2 separate regions of the Homo sapiens genome follow, and region 2 is linked to region 1. A link is a contact called in ENCODE Hi-C or POLR2A ChIA-PET data. All regions are on one chromosome and are shown on one strand. The core of a region is the stretch at or near the end of the contact, and the rest is flanking DNA. Distances in the headings are between cores, read along the strand shown.

Region 1 (3,931 bases), core at 594-3,093:
TGGCAGGCGCCTGTAGTTCCAGCGACTTGGGACGCTGAGGCAGGAGAATTGCTTGAAGCCAGGAGGTGGAGGTCACAGTGAGCTGAGATCTTGCCACTGCACTCCAGCCTGAATGATAGAGCAAGACTCTGTGTCAAAAAAAAAAAAAAAAAAAAAAAAAAGAGAGAGAGTAGGACAATAGACCTGACCTTCAGGAATGTTAGACTCAGCTAGAGATGTGGGTGGGGTGGGATGTAATCAACGGGACACCAGGGAGCTGCTCACTAGCGGAAGCCCAGGCAGGACTTGATGGTATCCAGGAGGTCTCTGGAATCTAGGCTAGGGATGCTGGCAGGATTGGTTGAATTAAATGATTATTTCCAAGGCCAGAAAAAAAGCTGTTTCCTCCCTTCAGTTTGTCTTCATGGTCCCAATCACTCAGCCAGAAATAGGATTGCTCTGCTTGGTTCAGTGTGAGGGGGTGAGGGAGACTCATTTGTAAAGCAGGGTTGCTCTCAAAAGAGCTCATTTTCTAAGTAAGGAGAGAGACAGAGGTGGGAGAGTTTCTAAAATGACCCTGGAAGCCGTCATCACTTGGCAAGAGAGCTGAGCAGAGTACTCACTTGCACAGTGAGTGCTGCTTGCTTTAATTTCAGTTCCTTAGGCTCCGTGGCCAGCGTGCCAGGGACCAGATGTCAGGACCTGAGTGATTCAGAGGTCTGTCAAGGCTTGGTGTGGTGGCTTACACCTGTGATCTGAGCACTTAGGGAGGCTGAGGCAGGAGGATGGCTTGAAGTCAGGAATTTGAGACCAGCTTGGGCAACACAGCAAGACCCTCGTCTCTAAATAGTTAAAAAAAATTAGCCAAGCATGGTGATGCGTGCCTGTAGTACCAGCTACTTGGGAGGCTAGGGTGGGAGGATCGCCTGAGCCTGGGAGGTTGAGGCTGCAGTGAACTGTGATCGCACCACTGCCCTCCAGCCTGGGCAACAGAGCAAGACCCTGTCTCCAAAAAAAAAAAAAAAAAAAAAAAAAAGACCGTTGAGTGATCTAGGGAGTCATTTAAAAACTTCACTCTGGCCTCCAGGGAGCCCAGACAGCAGACAGTTTCCTGGTGAAACGTTTCCCCTTTCGTGGCAGAGTGCAGGAGCACGGGTTCCAAGGGCCCCGTGGAGGGTGCCTGCAGATGGCCATTCCTTATGGCTGGCCCACTTCTCCCTCTAGGGATCCCTCCGGAGGCCCCACTGTGGGATAGATCTGGAAAGAGTATCTTAAGAGTGGAACTTGGCAGTTTCGGAAATATTCGACAAGCACAAATAAGACAGGGAGGAGTAGGGGCTGTGCCAGGGAAGGACCTGGAACGCCAGGCTGAAGGGTGCTCATAGTTTGGTAGGTGATGGGCGTCACTGAGAGGTAGGAGGCTGGAGGGAAGAAGCCAGGTAAGGGTCTTGGTGTCTCCCTGGGTAGAGGATGAGGAGGTTCAGCGGTTTCCCTGGCTTCCTCGGGGCTTCTCGGCCACTGGAGAACTCCACCAGATCATCACTGATGCGGTGTCAGGAGCACGGTGAGGGCGGAGGCGGAGAGGCAGGATGTATGCATCCTGGCTTCCCACCTGCTTCCCTGCGGCCCCAGGTTCCTGTTGCAAGCGCTCAGGGATCGGCTGTCGGCGCTGCCCCTCTGGGCCGGGGGCGTCGGCCTCAGCGCCGTCCTAGCCTAGGACACCGTCTCCCAGTTCCCGGGCCCGGCCGTGTAGCGAAGCCCAGAGCCTGCAGGGTCCCATGGACCCAGCCTCTCGCTCGGCGGCCCCGTCGCCGGCATGACTGAATCCAGGAGGCCACGCCCCCCTGCCCTTAGCCATTCAGGCATCGGGGCGGGGAGAAAGGCGGCTCCAGCAGAACCAGCCAATCACGGCTGAAGTTTGTGCCCGGCCCTTTTCCCCTCACCGCCACGCCCCAAGCCGCACGGTTGCCCCGGCAACTGCTCCAGGATCCTGTCTTTGAAGCATTTCGTCTTACCCTTCGCTGGGCGTTCGTTGCCGAACGAAGCGAAGACCACGGGGCTGGACCTTCGCTACAGACCTCAGTCCTCACAGCCCGCCCCGCCCAGCCACTGACTTCCTGGGTCTATCACCGAGATGCCGAGCCTCCTGCAGTCCTAGAGAGCATACGGCGCAGGGCCAGGGCCACTTCCGGCCCAGAGGACTCCCTGTCAATTTGCTGCAATGGCTCCTGCACCAGGGTTGGGTGGGTTCGCTGCACTGGCCGCGGAGCTAGAGCATCTTCCGAGCTCCCGAGCAGGGGCTGACGGTGCTGCCAGCTGTCGTGCGGTACGGCCGGCAGAGAGCGGCCAGGAAGGAGACCGTGCCCTCTTCCGGGGGAGCAGAAGAAACGCGCGGGCTGTGCGAGGCGGCTCGCGGCTCTGGAGTGCCTGAGGGGCAGAGGGCGGCAAACGTTAACTGTAGGGGCTTTGCTGCGTTCCTCACACATTCGTTTTTTTGTTTGTTTTTCGGAGATGGATTCGTGCTCTGTTGCCCAGGCTGGAGTGTAGTGGCGTGATCTCAGCTCACGGCAATCTCCACCTCCTGGTTCAAGCGATTCTTCCGCCTCAGCCTCCCGAGTAGCTGGGATTACAGGCGCCTGCCATCATGCCCGGCTAATTTTTGTATTTTTAGTAGAGATGGGGTTTCACTATGTTGGTCAGGCTGGTCTTGAACTCCTAACCTCGTGATCCGCCCGCTTCAGCCTCCCGAAGTGTTGGGATTACAGGCGTGAGCCACCGCGCCCAGCCAATTTTTGTATTTTTAATGGGGTTTCACCATGTTGGCCAGGCCGGTCTCGAACTCCTGACCTCAAGCCCGCCTCGGTCTCCCAAAGTGCCGGGATTGCAGGTGTGAGCCACCACGCCCGGCCTCACTAGTTCATTTTTCAAATACAAAATGAATGCCTGTTAATTTAGCAAAGGTCCTTTGCTAAATGTTGAGTTGTAAGTGAGGAAGATTCCAGACAAGACCCTTGCCCTCATGGGGTTCCAGTGTGGTGGGGGAAACTGACAGACACATACATGGCACACACTTTAACTTCAAGTAGTTACAAATGCCAGAAAGAAATGAACTGGGTAAAACAGGAGAGGACGGTCGGAGCTTCATTGTCAGGGAAGACCCCTCCAAGGAGGGGACATTTAAGCTGAGACTCAAAGGGTGAGAAGCGGTTTTACAAGGATCTGGAGTACGAACCTTTCAAGCAAAGGGAACAGGATAAACATGAGGAGGAGACTGGTGCCCAGTAGCTGAAATGACCCCTGCCCCGAACCTTCCCCGCCCCCACCCCAACCCCCCCATGTGGAGGGGAGGGGAGTGAGGAGACAGGCTGGAGAGCTGCGACTTGTCAGGGGGCAGTGGCTTGAGGCTTCTCCCTGGTGTCCTGTGAAGACAGTCCAGCCTTCCTCATCGCACGCTCCTCTGGCAGCCTGAGACATGGGGTCAGGCGGGCTTCCTGCCTGGTGTAAAGGCAGCACCCAATGAATGGCCTGCACCTCAGTAACTTAAGACAGCAATTTTTATGTTCTCAACTAACAAAGCCCTAGGCTAGTCATGGAGATGAACACAGATCTCACAGAGCAACCACAGAGCTCTTCAAGGATTCAGGTGATCCTGTCATTAATGCCTTTCTCAGAGACTTAGTGAAGCCAGTGTCTACTGGTAAAAGATAGCTGGGGATGGGGTGGGTACACAGGTCATGCATGATAAGGCCACTCAACATTTCCATCTCCCTAAGGAAAAGGAGCCTTTGGTTTCCTTCTTTCCTGTCATGCCACTTCAGCCATCTCAACCTTGTTAACTGAAGGCCACCAATGAGTCCAAATTTCAGCCAACCAATGGAGTAAACTGCTAAAAAGCCACCAACAGCCACACACGCTAACATTAAATTTGAAGTCTACTAAATGCACCTATATC
Region 2 (3,931 bases), core at 1,057-3,556, 570 kb after region 1:
CGCACCTGGCCCCAAATGCGTTTTAATTTCCTCAGTAACTCCTCCCTGCTCCATACACACAGGACTGGGGAACCTTCTTCCTCCGGCAGCCAAAGCCGCCAAGACCTGCAGGTAGTCCCACCAGGCAAAGGGGCCTCAGAGCGTATCCAAAGCTCCACAGAGACGGAATTCAGCAGAGCTGCACGCTAGGATTTGGGGGACTTTTTTTTTGGAGAGAGGGTCTTACTCTGTTGTGCAGGTCAGTGTAGTAACACAATCATGGCTCACTGCAGCCCCAAAGTCTGCCAGGCTCAAGTCATCCTCCCACCCCAGCCTCCTGAGTAGCTGGGACCACAGGTCAGTGCCCCCATAGCTGGCTAATTTTTTAAATTTTTTGTAGAGACGGAGTCTTGCTGTGTTGACCAGGCTGGTCTCAAACTCCTGGGCTCAAGTGATCCTCCTGCCTCGACCTCCCAAAGCACTGAGTTCCCAGGCATGAGCCACCACACCAGGCCTGTATTTCGGGAACTTTTAAAATTATTGGCAAAATTCAATTAATTCCCAGAGTTGATCCAGCCCAAAGAACCATCTGGATACACTTATCCAGGAAACCAAAACAGATTCTGGTAAAACTCCTCTCACTGGTAGCTTAAGATGAGGACCTGTCCAAAGTTTAATGCTTTCTCACAGCTAATATATTATCTGGCAATTCTCCAGAATGGCATAAAAACCAGCTTTGTGAAAAGAAACTTTGCTAGCATCGGGCATGGTTAGCAGGGAACGCACCTCTTTTTCTGAGTACAGGGACCGGGCAACAATGTCCAAAAGCTTCTTTGTCTCGGCCTGGAACTCATGTTTGGAAGTGGAACCTAGTAATGAAACACAGACACAACCAACAAAGTTTAACTTCTATTTTTGTGCAAGAATACGCTACGTCACATTCCAAAGAAAGCTTAAGTTTATGAGTTTTAAACTTTTTTTTTTTTTTTTTTTTGAGACGGAGTCTCGCTCTGTCACCCAGGCTGGAGTACAGTGGCACGATCTCGGCTCACTGCAAGCTCTGCCTCCCGGGTTCACGCCATTCTCTTGCCTCAGCCTCCCGAGTAGCTGGGACTACAGGTGCCTGCCACCACGCCCGGCTAATTTTTTGTAGTTTTAGTAGAGACGGGGTTTTACCATGTTAGCCAGGATAGCCTCGATCTCCTGACCTCATGATTGGCCCGCCTCGGCCTCCCACACATTTAAGATCATGAACAAAAAGAAAGAAGCAGACAGAAACAAAGTCTGGCTGGGCACCATGGCTCATGCCTGTAATCCCAGCACTTTGGGAGGCCAAGGCAGGAGAATCACTTAAGCCCAGGAGCTCAAGACCAGCCTGGGCAACACAGAGGGATCCCGCCATCTCTACAAAAAATACACAAAGTAGCTGACGGTGGTGGCACACACTTGTGGTCCCAGTGACTCAGGGGGCTGAGGTGGGAGGATCACTTGAGCCAGGGAGGTCGAGGCTTCAGTGAGCCATGATTGCACTACAGCACTCGGCCTGGGTGACAGAGAAAGACCCTGTCTCAAAACAAAACAAAACAAAAAGTCTCTCAGAAAGGAGGTCTCAGGGCAGGACAAATCCTCCCACTGCTGAGGCCAGACATGCCTCGGGCTATGTCGAGGGAATGCTGAGCCTGGTTTCCCAATGTGCATGGTTACGAGAACTGGACTGCCTCTAAGAACCAGATTATATGTTCTTTCTTTTTTTTTTAGAGGCAGGATCTGGCTCTGTTGCCCAGGCTGCTATGCAGTGGCAGGATCGTGCTCACTGCAGCCTCAACTTCCTGGGCTCAACCGATTCTCCTGCCTCAGCCTCTCAAGTACCTGGAACCACTGGTGTGTGCTACCATGCCTGGCTAACTTTTTAATTTTTTTCTGTAGAGAAAGGGTCTATCTTGCCCAGGTTGGTCTCGACCACTTGGCCTCAAGCAATCCTCCTGCCTCGGCCTCCCAAAGTGCTGGGATTACAAGTGTGAGCCACTGTGCCTGGACTATATTCTTCAAAAAAGCGGTTTCCAAATTAATTAGTTAGAAATCAAAATAACAAGAAAACCTCACTTCTCTTTTTAACTTCAAAGATTCTACTCTTGTCGACCCACTTAAAAGCCAGAAATGGAGCCACTTCAGGACTGGCTCCAAAGACTGCTTTTTTATACTTCAGAGGGAATGAAAAGACAGCTCCAGAATTCGGTCCTGCGCAGACTGGGCCAATGCTGAGTTTCCCCTCCCGCTTCCATGATTATTAGCAGATGTGCCATGAATCACCACTCAGGGGAGGTGCCGGACGGCAAACTCACGGGTGGCCACCAGAGGGGGCAAGACACACCCGACACTGGCAGAAGTCCCTCGCTGGGACAGAAATGGAGGGCGCAGCACTCCCTACAGCCAAGACCTTCTGATTTCACACCTAAGGCGGTGGCTCTACCAATCACTGCCTCCACCCTGAAAATGCCCCTTTACGCACAGCAGTGAACCAAAAAGCCCTCCCAGACCAAAGCACGAGCCAAGGCTACCCTGCACGCTCTCTGTGCTGCTGATAATCGAGTGCAGGGGTTCCTCCTTGTCCTCGGCGGTCTGCGTGCTGAACAGTCGTCCTGCCTGCAAGCTCCAGGCTGGGTTTCGCCTGGGGCCCAACTGGGCTGTGGTCCTCCGAGGACACAGAATTGGTTTTCCTGAAAAGACAAATATGCAGAAAGAATGAGAATTAGGAAGACACGAGAAACAATATGGTAATTCGTCCCATCAAGGGTGTCTAGCAGAAGCTAGCGTGGACATCTCTAAGTCGGGCTGTTGCTGAAAGAGAAATCCACAGGACCAAATGCCACAGTGTCAGGGTGTGGTTTTGGCAAGGAGCCCTCACAGATGTCATCAGTGTAAGATACTGTGTCTTCTCAGAACCGCAGAAGCGAAACTGGAGGGGGTGGGCTGCTGCCTTCTTTTCAGAGGGGGTCTCGCTCTGTCACTGCGATCACAGCTCACTGCAGCCCCAACCTCCTGGACTCAGGCAATGCTCCTGCCTCCGCCTCACGAGTAGCTGGGACCACAGGCACAGACCACCATGCCCCCATAATTTTTTAAAAAATTTTTTGTAGAAATGGGGTTTTGCTATGTTGCCAAGACTGGTCTCGAACTCCTGGGCTGAAACCATCTTCCCGCCTTGGCCTTACAAAGAGCTGGGATGACAGGCGTGAGCCACCATGCCCAGCTGGCAGATGCCTGCTGACAGCACTTCCCACATTCGCCTCACGGGTGACACCTCGCATCAACCTACCAAACTGAAACCTGTCTCGACCCTCGCAGCCCCTGCAGAAGCCCCCGATGGGCCACACTTCTTTGCTCTTGACAGTCAAGCAAAAAAAAAATCCTCCCAAAAGGGATCCAAATATTTAAATGTTAATATTCTGAAACTGTCTCATCTTCTAAAAGTTGATTCTTTCCCATTGCTTTTTCATCCAAAACAGATTTTTTAAAAAAAATTTGTGTACTTTAAAAACTGAAAAACAGCTGACGATGGGTTCTACCTTCTAACTAAGAAGGAGACTTGTCTTCTGTAACTTCCTGCTCAGTCCAGTGGGCTGAGAAAGTTGCCGGCAGAGCCCAGCGAGGGAGGAAAGCAGCCAATGTGTCCCCAGCCGCACGCAGTTCACCGACGCAGGCCCAGAAACCAGACACTTTCACTCCAACACAGGACTGGACCGACCCAACACCAACACCCACTGACCCCAGGGACCACATACCAGGACCCTGCCTTGGTCAGTAGATTTGCAATACGTGATGGTGTCAAGGATATGTGGCCAGCCAGCCACGCCGTGTCAAAGTCTAAGCCTAAATGAACCGCATCTAACTGGGAGCCTCTCCTGTTCTTCACAAATTTGTAACAAGTAGAAAGGAAAGACAACAGAATATC

The links. Hi-C counts contacts between places; a loop is a spot of excess contacts on that map. ChIA-PET counts read pairs that join two places held with the same protein, here RNA polymerase II (POLR2A). Pooled maps may share reads with other maps.
Region 2: a pooled map shows a loop between it and region 1 (2.1-fold over the local background). The contact joins two enhancer-like sites. A Hi-C loop is called at or near these places in 1 of 50 pooled maps. POLR2A ChIA-PET finds 5 or more read pairs at or near these places in 3 of 52 experiments (T-cell, WTC11 and activated naive CD4-positive, alpha-beta T cell).

Annotation. Positions count from the first base shown.
Region 1 is chr16:3,122,493-3,126,423 of GRCh38, forward strand. ZNF213-AS1 (ZNF213 antisense RNA 1) reads right to left here. Exons shown (of 6, transcript NR_110900.1): 6 at 3,037-3,474. Among named protein-coding and RNA genes, the nearest start is that of ZNF205-AS1, 8.9 kb to the left of the region's middle. RefSeq lists a silencer at 1,785-2,054 and an enhancer at 1,865-2,344. Within about 2 kb of position 1,844, at least 29 of the 41 ENCODE cell types and tissues checked have a DNase peak (open chromatin) inside an H3K27ac peak, as active enhancers do.
Region 2 is chr16:3,688,290-3,692,220 of GRCh38, forward strand. TRAP1 (TNF receptor associated protein 1) reads right to left here. Exons shown (of 18, transcript NM_016292.3): 2 at 2,538-2,696; 3 at 766-848. Among named protein-coding and RNA genes, the nearest start is that of TRAP1, 27 kb to the right of the region's middle. Within about 2 kb of position 2,307, at least 15 of the 41 ENCODE cell types and tissues checked have a DNase peak (open chromatin) inside an H3K27ac peak, as active enhancers do.